3 separate regions of the Mus musculus genome follow, and regions 2 and 3 are each linked to region 1. The links are chromatin loops, found by intact Hi-C in ENCODE. Cell type or tissue: left cerebral cortex. All regions are shown on one strand. Each heading gives the region's core, and the rest is flanking DNA. Links, peaks and the distances in the headings are about the cores only.

Region 1 (4,234 bases), core at 780-3,279:
CATTCAGATCCTCCTGCCCCTCTTTCCTAGCCTTTGAGTAGTGGAGCGTTCATGGACTCTTCCTTCCTTTGCAGGTCTCCAGATGAGGCCTTGCCTGGAGGCCTTGGCAGCCATTCACCCTATGCCTTGGAGAGAACCACTCACGCCAGCTCTGACGGTCCTGAAACCCCCAGTAAGAAATCAGAGAGAGAGGTTTCTTTGCCTACCCAGAGGGCTAGTGAGCAGGAAGAGGCCCGGAAGCAGTTTGACCTGGGCTATGGAAGTGAGTTGGGGCTCTCCTTTGGAGTGAGGGGTGGTGCAAAACAACCCAGCCTCCTGTCTTATGATGCTTCCAGCCTTGCTGAGCCCCAGTGACATCTGTATAACTTCACAGACTTAAAGGGGGGCATCCAAGGCCACATGGCTAGCAAGAGACTGACCTGGGTGTGTGAATCTGCATCTCTAAAGCCATTATCTCCACGGGTGCTGTCTGAGCACTTGTGGGTTGTGCTTGCAATGTCTGCTCACATGGGCAGGAGGAGGGCGGGGCACCGTGTCTAGATTTCCACAGGCACTGGTGACATTGCTCCTTGGTGAGTGGACTTCATCAGTTGACGGTTGGGTGATTCTCATCTTATTCTTTGTGTGGCCTTTGGTTCAGATGCTCTCATTGACAACTGCGCCTCCAGCCCTGGGGAAGAGAATGAAGCAAGCTCTGTGGTGGGTGAAGGCTTCATTGAAGTCCTGACCAAGAAGCAGCGTCGCCTGCTGGAGGAGGAGAGAAGAAAAAAAGAACAGGCTGCTCAGGTAAGCACCACGGGCCGAGAGGAGGGGAGGACTCTCCGTCGGGCATGCACTGTCTCCTGGGACCTGTCACAAAGAGGCTGGCTTTTCCAGGGTCTAATAGCCAAACTGTGACCGGCTAGGTCAGAGATAAGCCTCAGCGCCCCTAGTCTTCCTCTTCCCTTAGTGCCCCAGACTGGCTAGGTGATCCTGCAGGTCACAGTGCTCAGGAACCCTGACAGAAATGCTTGCAGCTAGACACTGCATTCGGCCCCGTCTGTCAGCCTGCTCCTGGGGCAAGTCTGCCTATCCTGGCAGTGCACCCTGAGCCCGGGGTTCTGAAGACACGGGTCAGGCATCTCAAGCTGGTTTGGGTAGTAATATGACACTTTCCTAGGAGAGTGTGCTTAAGCCATGCAGTCATGGCTTAAGGTGGGACTGCATCAGCTCCTCTTCCCTGCAGGTGCCTGTCAAAGGTCGGGGCCTTTCATCCCGGATTCCTCCTCGGTTTGCTAAAAAGCAGAACGGCCTGTGTCTGGAGCAAGATGTGACTGTGCCTGGCAGCAGCCTGGGCACTGAGATCTGGGAGAACAGCAGCCAAGGTGAGGTGGGTGCCTGCCTCAGGAGAGGCAGGGCACTTTCCGGAGACTCACACCTTTGAGCCGTCAGTATAAGTGTGTCATGACCTATTCCTGGGCCCCAAGCAGAGTCAGTGTTGAGCAGCAGCTGAGCTGACTTGTTGCGGCAGTCACAGGTGGGGGATACATCTCTGGCCCCAGGACTACTCCAATAGACTAGCAGAACCTCTGCACCATGTCACCCTCAGGAAGGCGCCCTGTTTCAGATGGCCAGGAGGGAGTAAGGGACCCCCTTCCTCAGCACAGAGAAGCCCTCTGAATTCCTCCCTCTTGTTTTCTGTGGAAGAAGAAAATTCAGACTAACGGAAGTTAGTTGAAAACTATTTCCTTACATCTTTTTTGTTTGATTTTAATGTCCCTTTCAATTGATCAAGTTCTTTTTGAAGGCCTGCAGTGAGCACGGCCTGCACAACAGGGAGCCTAGAAGATCGCACAGTTAACAAGAGCTTTTCTGTGGCTTCTAAGAGAGCGAGGACGAGGCTGAACCCAGGCTAGAGCAAATGCCACAGTGGGTGACTCATATTCCTGCACGTCTGTGCCTTTATAATTGTCACTATCCTTCTGGCCCTGGTGTAGAACAGCAATTCTCAAGTGATGTCCTGCTCTGGTAGAAGGATGAACGATGGGGGCTGGAGGACACTTCTGACCATACCACCAATGCCTGAAATAACCCTCAGCCAAACGGGCACAGCAGCAGGCACCGGGCTGAAGCGCAGTCAGCTTCGAAGGGTCTCAGTTGTTCAGACCAGGGCTCACGTGTGCTCCATCCTGTCCATATGTCTTCTGGGTCTGCCTCATTGGCTTTGGGTGCTGGGGGAGTTCTGTAGGCTGCTCACTTAATTGAGCTGTGCCTTCCTGGATCATTCAAGGCTTGAAGTAGCTGCTCGCTCCCGGTTTCAGTGCAGGAGAGTGTTGGCCTAAGAGGACTGAGAATTCTATTGAGGCCAACCAGAGTATGACTCAGTGTTCTGGCACTGGCCTCTCACCTCAGCACTCAGGAGGCAGAGACAGGAGGATCATGGGAGTTCCAGGTCAGCCAGAGCTACATAAGATCCTGTCTGAGGAGGCTGGCTGTTGGAAGAAGCTCTCACATTAGTGCCTGTATGTCAGATTTAGTCACAAATCTCGGTCTTCGGAGCTCTGTGCCCTACAAGGCGGGGTTGGGGTGGGGTGGGGTAAGGGTGTTCCATCAACTCGTCTTTTCAGTTGGTGGTCACTGCAGTGGAAAGGAACTTACAGGCTCCTGTCTTCCCAGACTGCTTGTCCCCCATTGATGCCCTGACTCTTGCCTCCCTTCCTTGTCAGCCCTCCCTGTGCAGGGCGCCGCCAGTGACTCATGGAGGACAGCTGTCACTGCCTTCAGCAGTACTGAGCCTGGCACCTCAGAGGTGAGTGCCACTACCCAACACCCTTCCTGGCAGCTGGGCTTGCACAGGGTGCCCTACTGTGGTCCCTAGCTTATCACCCTCTTTAGCTTTGGCCTCTGCTTTCTGTGTGGTGCCTGTAGGAGCAGAGAGACAAGGGAGACTCTTAGCTGGGGAGCTGGCGTAAGAGTCACCTTTGAGCTGCTATTGCCTGGCACCTGTGTGCTCTGAATAAAATGAGTTTGGTGGCCTTCTTAGATCCATGCAGTGTCTAGTGGTCATGAGCTTACATAGAATTGGCGCATTCATTACACTTGGTGTGTGCCATGGGCCACTATCACGAGGGCAGGTCTGGACTTTGGAGTGGAGGTCAGTGGTGGGGAGGAAAGCTGGCCTGTGCTGTCCAGAGGCTGCCTCCTGGATGCTAGTGCTTTGCAGTTTGGGGTCAGGGATCTAACCCATTTTGTGTTCTGCACAGCAGGGGTTTAAGAGCAGCCAGGGAGATAGTGGCGTTGACTTGAGTGCTGAGTCTCGGGAGTCGTCTGCGACCTCCTCACAGCGCAGTTCCCCATATGGCACTCTCAAGCCTGAGGAAATTAGCGGGCCTGGCCTGGCGGAATCTAAGGCCGACAGCCACAAGGACCAAGCTCAGAAGCAGGCGGAGCACAAGGTAACCTACCAGTCCCCTGCACGGAGGCCAGGGCCTGGGCAGAAGAGGCCCTTCCGTCTCTGTCTTGTCTCCCGAGATGCCAAGGGTGCCTGGAAGTATGTGTGTGTGTCTCAGCCCTTCTGCTTTTCCACAAGGACTCAGAACAAGGCTCTGCACAGAGCAAGGAGCACAGACCAGGACCCATCGGCAACGAGCGGTCTCTGAAAAACAGAAAGGGCTCTGAGGGGGCCGAGCGGCTGCCAGGGGCCGTTGTCCCGCCTGTTAATGGGGTGGAGATTCACGTGGACTCCGTGCTGCCGGTGCCGCCCATTGAGTTCGGAGTCAGTCCAAAAGTGAGCTTCGCTTTGTCTCCTTTCTCTCTTGGACTTGGATGAACTCTTAGGGTTGTCTCCTAAAGAGGAAAGGGAAGCTGGGAGCTGAGCACTCTGCTCTTTTGCGGAGAATGTTAGGACAGAGGCAGGGGTGGGCAGGTTTTATTGGATTGCTTTGTGGCACCAGTGGGTACAGCTGGGCTCAAAGGCCAGCCAGAGGGTGGGGGAGACAAGTCAGGTGGCTTCCGTTCTTGTGTGTGGTCATTTCCCTCTCCTGTGGCTCTGGCCAGTGCATCGTGGACACTGGTTGATGTGGGCGCGGGGGCAGGTGAGCTGGCCCGAGGCTCAGGTGCTGTGCCCCCTTCTCTTCCAGGACTCTGATTTCAGCCTGCCACCCGGGTCTGTTTCTGGTCCTGTAGGGAATCCAGTGGCCAAGCTTCAGGACGTCTTGGCTAGTAATGTAAGTTGGCCTGTCCTCCTCTGGCTCTG
Region 2 (4,234 bases), core at 918-3,417, 190 kb before region 1:
TGAGCTACATTCCCAGCCCCTTCATAATAACTATTCAAAATCAGTAAACAGATGAAGTACAGCATACTTGCTGCAGGGTAAGATCCTATTAGGTAGGCTAATCATACAAGGTTTTATAGCTTCGCAGACTTGCCAGCAAACTGAAGCATAAATATTTTTAATTAAGTTAGTTTTTACAGTAGCTGGAAGTGTTTTGACCATAGGATAAATTGCTAAGGTTGTGCTTCTCCAGGGAATGACTTGACAGGACTGTCGAGGAAATGAGAAAAACTGGGGTCAGATGGGCCAGCCACAGCATCCTGGGAACTCAGCGTGTTTATTATACACACTTGCAGGAACAGAGAGGGAGAGACAGGCTTGCTAAGCCTGGTGGGAGCGGTCTCTGTAGGGAGCAGTCTCCAGGCTGTGAGTAGGGGTGTGGGGAAAGCGACAGTGGGTGTCTTCTGCACAAACTATCAGCATTCACACTTAGACCTTTCCCTTTGACATGTCCAGGACCTGTCAAGCATTCCACGCTCGCTAAGGACTCTGTTGCTTCCCAGTACCTAGCCACTGGAAGCCTATCCATGAGCATCTCTCAGTGTTTGCCGGTGATCTCCCGTAGCCGCTGGGGGGAGGGGGCACCCACGGCTTCCACTGAACAGTCTGTGCTCACTTAGTTCTGCACACCACAACTCTGTGTCTAACTTTTATTTTCATTTCCATCTGACAGCAGATTCAGAGGCTGAGCGGCACCCAGCAGCTGCCCACTTCACATAATGGCCACCAGTCAGTCAGTCAGTCAGGCACCTCCTTTCTACATCATGCAGAACCTAATTGAAGCTCTAAGTGTTCCTTATGTGCACCCCACACTCACCACTATAGGCCAAGACAAATTTAGTGGGTTCAGCAAAGACTTGAGTCATTTAGGTTGTTTTTTTTTTAAAGTTTCAAAAGGCACGATCTTACTTCTCTGAAGGCCTTTGTGGCAGGCCTGTCTCAGCCCCTCACTGTTCACTGCTGCCTTCCCTTGCAGGTGACCAAGGCTTAAGAGAGCTTTTCTCTTTGAGGCTGGAAACATCCCTGAAAACTGTTCATTGCTGAAACCTTTTCTTTTCATTTCAGATAAAGTCCCACATGGTAGCTCAGGCTAACCTGTAACTCAATATATCTGGCTCACTATAACTCAGGCTAGCCTTGCCTTTGAGCTTACAGCAATCCTCCTGCTTCAACTTCCCAAGTGAAGGGTTAAAGGCATGAGTCACCATACCTATATTTCTCTCATGAGCGCTCTCTCTCCCCCCTCCTCCTTCCTTCCCCTTCCCCTTCTCTCTCTCTCTCTCCCCACCCCCACCCTCACCCTCTCCCTCCCTCCTCTCCTCTCTCATTGTATGTGTATTTCTGGAACCTGTAGAATAACTCTCTTACTCATTAGTTATAGGAATACGTAATTGTGGCCGGGTGATGGCAGCATACACCTTTATTCCCAGCAAGGCAGGCAGGTCTCTGTGAGTTCAAATCTGGCCTGTTCTGCATAGTGAGTTCAAGTCCAGCCTGGACTACGTAGTGAGTTCCAGGTCAGCCACAGTAACACAAACCCCTGTCTGGGGGGAAAATAAATCTTGTTTTACTGATCATGACATGGTTATATGCAAAAATATCAGTGTAAAAGTACAACATGTTAAAAGTGAAAGCTGCCCTGGGAATCAGTTTTAAAGGTGCCCTTAAGAATGGTATGATCCGGGCTGGTGAGATGGCTCAGTGGGTAAGAGCACCCGACTGCTCTTCCGAAGGTCCGAAGTTCAAATCCCAGCAACCACATGGTGGCTCACAACCATCCGTAATGAGATCTGACTCCCTCTTCTGGAGGGTCTGAAGACAGTTACAGTGTACTTACATGTAATAAATAAATAAATAAATCTTAAAAAAAAAAAAAGAAAATGTAAAAAAAAAAAAAAAAAAAGAATGGTATGATCCCAGCATTCCAGAAGCAGAGGGCAGGAGCTTTCTGTGAGTTTGAGGTCAGCCTGGTCTAGAGTGAGTCCCAGGACAGCCAGGGCTACACAAAGAAACCCTGTCTTGAAAAAACACAAACAAACAAACAAGAATTTGATAGACAGATAGACAGACAGATATCTTGAGGTCTTTTGTTTGCTGCTCATTAGAATTGTTACATTATGTAGTAGGAGGGTTGTGCATACCACTGTGCTCCTGTCAGGAAGTCACCTGACATCCACAGGAGGGGCATCCTGCACAAGTTACCTCCTGTCATTTCACCAGATGGGGCCCTGGAATCCAGCTCTGGCTCTCAGTCCTGACAGCAGCTTCCTTTCCCTGCTGGGCCATCTGTCTCCCCTGCCCACTGCATTGTATGAAACACTACCAGGCATTTACTGTGTGCTGGAGACTGCTTCCCCACCCTTCCAGCCCCATCACACTTGAACATCTATTCCTCTTCCTGGCAGATCACCTTACTCGTTTATGTAATAGCTGCCTGGGATTGCGTCTGAGCAGCACTCTGCTGACAGTTGAGAGCTTCTTATACGTTAGTTATGGACAAACCTGCACTGAGCATCTTTCTACAACCCACACTGCATTTCAGTACGGAGTGAAGCTTAATTAACATGGGGTGGATAGTCAGTGTCCGCTTAGTGTCTGTGTCTAGAGTGATCATGTGTAGCAAGTGTCTGTTACCTCTATAGGTTAGGAAGGAAGGAAGGAAAGAAAGAAAAAGAGAGAGAGAAAAAGAGAAAGAAAGAAAACGTATTTTCTGAATTTCAAAAAAAAGAAAGTAAAACCTATGGAAAAGGCAGAAATGTATAGATAACTCTGAGGCCACTGCTTAGAAATGCTCACTGTATCAGCTTGCTTATCTTGGGATTTTGTCCCTGTGTATATGGAAAGCATCTGCCAGTCAGTTGATGTAGAGGATTGGTATGCTCAGCTCTGGAGTTAGGCTGCACGGAGACTGTTTTGCTGACTTTTCTGGAAAGGAGAGTGTGCCATGCCTTGACAGAACCAAAGAGCAAGACTGAGAGACCTTGAGCACAAGGTGACACACCAGCTTCCCTCGACTTAAGGCTTGTCACAAGATACACTGGAGGTCCCAAAAACTGGGGCTGTGGCTCTGGGCAACAGCACACAGTCTAAGCTGTAGGGAATTACAGAACAGCACTCCTAAGTGACTTTTGGAATGTCCTTATTTTGTCCATTTCAGGTCAAGGGACAGCCAAGACAGAGTCCGCTGCGACCTCGACTCCATCTGCTGCAGGACAGCTCAACAAGCCTTTCTCATTCGCCTCCCCAGGGTCAGTGCTAAGTCACTATCAGCCAGATCCATGAAAGTCCTGAGCTCTCACAGCTGTGCCAGTCCATCCACAGTGTTTTAACTGTTTCTGTTTTGTGGTTCAGGGTTATTATATCTACTGTTTTTAAGCCTAAGCCTCTTTTTGTTTGGCAGAGAAAGTTTGTTCCCTTCTGTAGGTCATTGGGTGTAGCACACCAGGTGTTTTCTTTTTTCTTTTATTTTTTGGTTTTCCCAGACAGGGTTTCTCTGTGTAGCCCTGGCTGTCCTGGAACTCATTCTGTAGACCAGGCTGGCCTTAAACTCAGAAATCCGCCTGCCTCTGCCTCCTAAGTGCTGATCTCTAGTTGTAAATTCTTCAAGGGCATATTGTATGAATGAATTATAAGGAGGAATATTTAAAAGCTGATGCTGTGTTAAGTTTGCTCCATTTTAACTTCTTTTTCCACTCCTCAGGACCTTTACTTTTGGGACAATCACACCAACCCCATCTTCTAGTTTCACTGCCACACCAGGTACAGTCCCTGTGTTGCATAGTGTTCTCTTGTGTTCCCCTCATGGGAGAAGTGCTGTACGTGACTGTGTGCTTTCTTTGTAACTTGTGGCTCTTCTTCAGTTGGTACAGTCAGGTTGGTAGTGATGATGTACATCAGAGACATGTTGGAGGGCTGAGAGTGGCTTGGTGGTGGGGCACCTTCCAGCACACAGGACACCCTGGCTTGAGTTCATAGCAGCAGGGCAGTAGCAGAGTGTGTAACCCAGAGCTTGATGTGGGGCTGCTGAAAAGGCTCAGCACCTGGACGAGGCCAAGCATCTCAGTGTCATTCCTGGGACCCACGTGGTAGAAGGAGAGAACTGACCACTGAAGTCATCCTCTGCCTGCACATTGTCTGTAACATGCAAACAACACAAATAAAATATTTTAATGCAATAATTTTTTTAAAAGAACTT
Region 3 (4,234 bases), core at 939-3,438, 210 kb before region 1:
TTTCTGCTGCCGTTCAGAACAAACTTTCTCCATGTTTATGGTCTCACAGATTGCACACTTCCAGAAAGAACTAGAGGAGTTAAAGGCCCGGACCGCCAAAGCCTGTCTCCAGGTTGGCACCTCAGAAGAGATGAAGATGCTGCGGACAGAGTCAGATGACTTGCACACCTTTCTTTTTGAGATTAGAGAGACCACAGAGGTTTGTATCAGTGGAAACCTTTCCTGAGTAAAAGGAGGCTTTTAGAAACTGCTGTTAGCCGGAACATTGATATTTTCCGAGGCCCCTCAGCTCGGCTGCGGTTTCTCCCGCAAAAGCCTGAATTCAGACTATCGGAACTGAGGCTTACCAGAGCTGTCTAGCTGTCTGTTTCCATTCCCCTCTGTAAGAGGGAGCTCCATCTCTACCTCTTTAGCACATAATAGGCACTCCATAAACATTGGTGGTAGGTTTTTTAAATTAACCTAAGTATACTTCCAAGAGTTTCCTTTATGGTATTAGGGTAAGATAATGATATTTTGGAGCATGCACATACAAAATGTCAAGTGTTTATTGCTGAGAGTGTTATTTACTGTTATTCTCTGGTTACTGAGTACTCTTATCAAGCCAGACTCTGTGTTTTACCAAGGTCACCTCATGAGTTCTCACAGATTTTCTGCCTGGGGGAAGTTGTGACCCTCTCCATTTTGTACCTTAGGAAGGCAAGTGAGCTGGGCGTAGTAGTGGCGCACGCCTTTGATCCTAGCACTTGGGAGGCAGAGGCAGGTGGATTTCTGAGTTCAAGGCCAGCCTGGTCTGAGGAGTGAGTTCCAGGACAGCCAGGGCTATACAGAGAAACCCTTTTCTCGAAAAAACCAAAAAGAAAAAGAAAGGCAAGTGAGTTTTTGAAAGGATTTGGCAGACATATTATCATGTGTCTCCAGTCTTCTGGTCTAAACAACAGGCTTAGAACGAGAAAGTCCCTCATGGAGCTGGATTGTGAGTTCTGTCTCTGCTCTTATTTTCTACATTGTCAATCTTCAGAAGTTGAGGTTTTAAAAACAGGAGAAAGGGTAATTAAAACCAGGAAAACTGGCCGGGCGTAGTGGCGCACACCTTTAATCCCAGCACTCGGGAAGCAGAGGCAGGCAGATTTCTGAGTTCAAGGCCAGCCTGGTCTACAGAGTGAGTTCCAGGACAGCCAGGGCTACACAGAGAAACCCTGTCTCGAAAAACAAAAAAACAAACAAACAACAACAACAACAAAAAAACGATAGAACATGTTTATACAACCCCCAACACAAAACAAAACAAAGTAAAACAAAAGCTGAAACTATAGGAAAGCAGTTTTGAGCATGGGGACAAAGAAAGTTTTAAACTGAGATCTTCACCATTTAAATAGTGGGCATTTATCCTCCTGGGTCTACATAGAGGGTTTCTTGTTTTGTGTTTGTGTTTGTGGCTATACAGCAGTTCCATTGTTACCTCTCTGGGCCTTTTCCAGTCTCTTCATGGAGACATAAGTACTCTGAAAACAACTTTGCTGGAGGGCTTTGCTGGGGTCGAAGAAGCCAGAGAACAGCACGGAAGAAATCACGACTCTGGGTATCTCCACCTGCTTTATAAAAGACCGCTGGATCCCAAGAGCGAGGCCCAGCTCCAGGTAGGCGAGCGAAGCCTCTCTGTCAAGACGGGTTCAGAAGCAGTGAGCTTGAGTCCGTGGATGTGGTTTTGAGTGGGTATGAGTGCTGTCTCCTCAGGAAGCTGCTGATTTTCTGCTAAACACTGGCTGTGCTTTTCCATAAATTTACTTGCAGCAAAGAAACTGGTACACTTTTTTAAAATATAATTTAAAATTTTTACTTTAAAGATTTAAGTCTTGAGTTTGATAAAGTCCTTTGTTAAAATAGGTATTCATAAATCAAATCATGAAATAATAATGAAAAAATCATAACATCACTGTGGCACCTTTCCCGGCGGTCTATAGGTATTTTTAGACATTATTTCCCTCTGTGGAAGTAGCTGGAAACACTGTGTTAGCACACGCCTCACACTCAGGAGATAGAGAAGGAGACTGCTGAGTTGAGGCCAACCTGGGCTTTCCTAAATGAAGACCCTCTCAAATATAAGAACAGCATGCAGACCGCAGCTGCTCTCCAGTGAGAGCTCTTGGTTCCTCAGAGAGATGGTGCATCCTGAGCTAAGGAGGTCTGGCCTGAGCTCATGCTCGCTGGGGATAGTGCCGTCAGAGCCTCGGACTGGGAGCTCTGTCACCTGCTGTGCTGTAGCACTTATATTTCTCTTTAGCTACTTGAGTTTTGTTTGCCTCTGTGTGCACGGGTCATCTTTTCCTTCCACTCATCATGGAGTCCAGAGGGGTGCGTAGGCAGCCCTGCTTCTCCTCACTTCAGACATGGTCTGTGGGTGTGGTGAGGGCCTCTATACAGAGGACTTAGACCTTAGGCTTCTGTTCCTGGTTTTCTATCCCATGCCCAGGAGTCCTCCCAGCACCTGGAGGGTGAGAGAATGGCTCTTACAGAGGTCTCAGTGATCTCTTGGGATCACTGACTGCTCTTTCTCTGTGGGTATTTCTTGCCAGGGCTGTTCTCAGACTGCAGCCCCACACACAAACCCCTTTGCCTCTGTTCCAGTTGCCTGGCCTAGAGGAAAGCATTGAGCTTCCACACTGAGAAAAGAGTAATTGTCTTCTTGACCATGCTAAATAGGTAATTGCAGGAAATATAATTGGCCACTTACCACATACAAAGCAGGGGTGGTGCTGCAGTGCAGACTGCGGCTCATAACTAACAGAGCCTGCGCCATGCCCTTAGCCCCTGTGCTACAATCAGGAAGGTGGACGTACAATTTTCATGTGGGGTATATTGCCATGGGACCACAGATGACAAGGTGGAAGCCACTGCAAAATGTTGCAGCCTGCCTTTGAAGAAGGTGCTGCTCCACCCAGTTGGCACGTGTTCGGAAGAAAGGGCATCAGCTAGTGCAGGCCTGAGGTCATGGCTGAGGTGGGTGAAAGAAAGCCTTCTATGGTCATTGAATGCCTTTGAGGCCGCTGCCTCCCTGGATTCAGCTTGGCTCTTTCTAAATGACATTTTCTGTTTTATGGTTGAGACAGAACACTTTTCTCAGAATGTGTGTGAAATACATTTCCCCACAGTCAGATAAGTGCCATGTGTGAAGAGCCTCCTGGGCTGTTCTCAGTGCCTGTATACTTCGTTGATTAAATAATTAGCTCCATTTTTAATTTTTGAGTGAAAAATCGTATAGCCATGAAGGTTAGCTGTGCCCCCAGCTGAAAGAGTGTTATTACAGGCTTAGCAGCCTGTTGGAGTTTTAGGTGTGGTGAGTTGACTTCCAGTATGGATAGCATTGTGTATTTTTGAATAGTGCTTCTCAAATGGTGAGATGGCCTGTATGTTCTGTGCTATGAATATCTAGGGTCAGAGGTATTCCCAGCACCAATTGTTGAATCAGCTTGTCTACTTGACAGTTCATTTCATAATGGGGGAGGAGAACTAAATGGGCGCACTGTGAGTGAGCATAGTGGGCTGCTCCTGCAAGTCCCACCCTTCCCAGGGGCAGCAGGGGAGAGGAAGTGGGTGCGTCTGTTCCTCTCATCCTCTCCCCCAGTCTCTGCTCCATCTCTGTTACACTACTGCAGAAATGGAATTTCCGTTTTTCATTTTATTAAATGGCTTTTATTTAATGGATATATTAAAGCCTAGTGTTTTCCTTGTTCATACAGTTCTCAATATAGAAATATTTCAAGATTATTTTTGAATACTTTAATGCATCTTCCCCCCAGCTACCCAGCTAGCTACCAGAACAATGAATCATTTGCCTTTTAATTTTTCTCTTGTAGGAAATTCGCCGCCTTCACCAGTACGTGAAATTTGCTGTCCAGGATGTGAATGACGTCCTAGACTTAGAGTGGGATCGGCATCTGGAGCAGAAGAAGAGACAGAGGTGAGGGCGAGGACATGTTATCCCCTCCGCTTTTTGTAGGAGCACAAGTAAAAATCTCACAGGCACCTTTCCTCCTGCTTAGCCATTTCACCTTTACATGTATCATTTACAAAACCCTGAGTGATGGCCGTTGTAATTTATATAAATGAGTTTGCATCACATCTTATGCATGGAATTTTAAAATGATAACTTGAATTTTAACTGGGCGTGGTGGTGCACGCCTTTAATGCGAGCACTTGGGAAGCAGAGGCAGGTGAATGAATCTTTGAGTTC

The links. Hi-C counts contacts between places; a loop is a spot of excess contacts. Peaks named below come from ENCODE experiments on the same cell type or tissue, not always from the same donor. Only the 100,000 strongest peaks of a DNase experiment are listed, where the experiment ranks them.
Region 2: it touches region 1 in a loop (2.1-fold over the local background); 3 of 42 quality-filtered maps call a loop at or near these places.
Region 3: it touches region 1 in a loop (3-fold over the local background); 4 of 42 quality-filtered maps call a loop at or near these places.

Annotation. Positions count from the first base shown.
Region 1 is chr2:32,215,972-32,220,205 of GRCm38, forward strand. It overlaps Prrc2b (proline-rich coiled-coil 2B), which reads left to right. Exons shown (of 32, transcript NM_001159634.1): 17 at 75-262; 18 at 641-786; 19 at 1,226-1,364; 20 at 2,706-2,788; 21 at 3,246-3,434; 22 at 3,569-3,766; 23 at 4,119-4,205. Among named protein-coding and RNA genes, the nearest start is that of Gm22192, 3.9 kb to the right of the region's middle. In left cerebral cortex, for the core only: no CTCF peak of the experiment used is centred there; DNase peaks (open chromatin) are centred at 2,021, 2,323 and 2,763; H3K27ac peaks cover 1,072 bases.
Region 2 is chr2:32,027,511-32,031,744 of GRCm38, forward strand. It overlaps Nup214 (nucleoporin 214), which reads left to right. Exons shown (of 36, transcript NM_172268.2): 27 at 3,197-3,287; 28 at 3,740-3,798. Among named protein-coding and RNA genes, the nearest start is that of Gm13609, 12 kb to the left of the region's middle. In left cerebral cortex, for the core only: no CTCF peak of the experiment used is centred there; a DNase peak (open chromatin) is centred at 2,364; H3K27ac peaks cover 800 bases.
Region 3 is chr2:32,002,832-32,007,065 of GRCm38, forward strand. It overlaps Nup214 (nucleoporin 214), which reads left to right. Exons shown (of 36, transcript NM_172268.2): 16 at 50-199; 17 at 1,482-1,640; 18 at 3,858-3,961. Among named protein-coding and RNA genes, the nearest start is that of Gm13609, 12 kb to the right of the region's middle. In left cerebral cortex, for the core only: no CTCF peak of the experiment used is centred there; no DNase peak of the experiment used is centred there.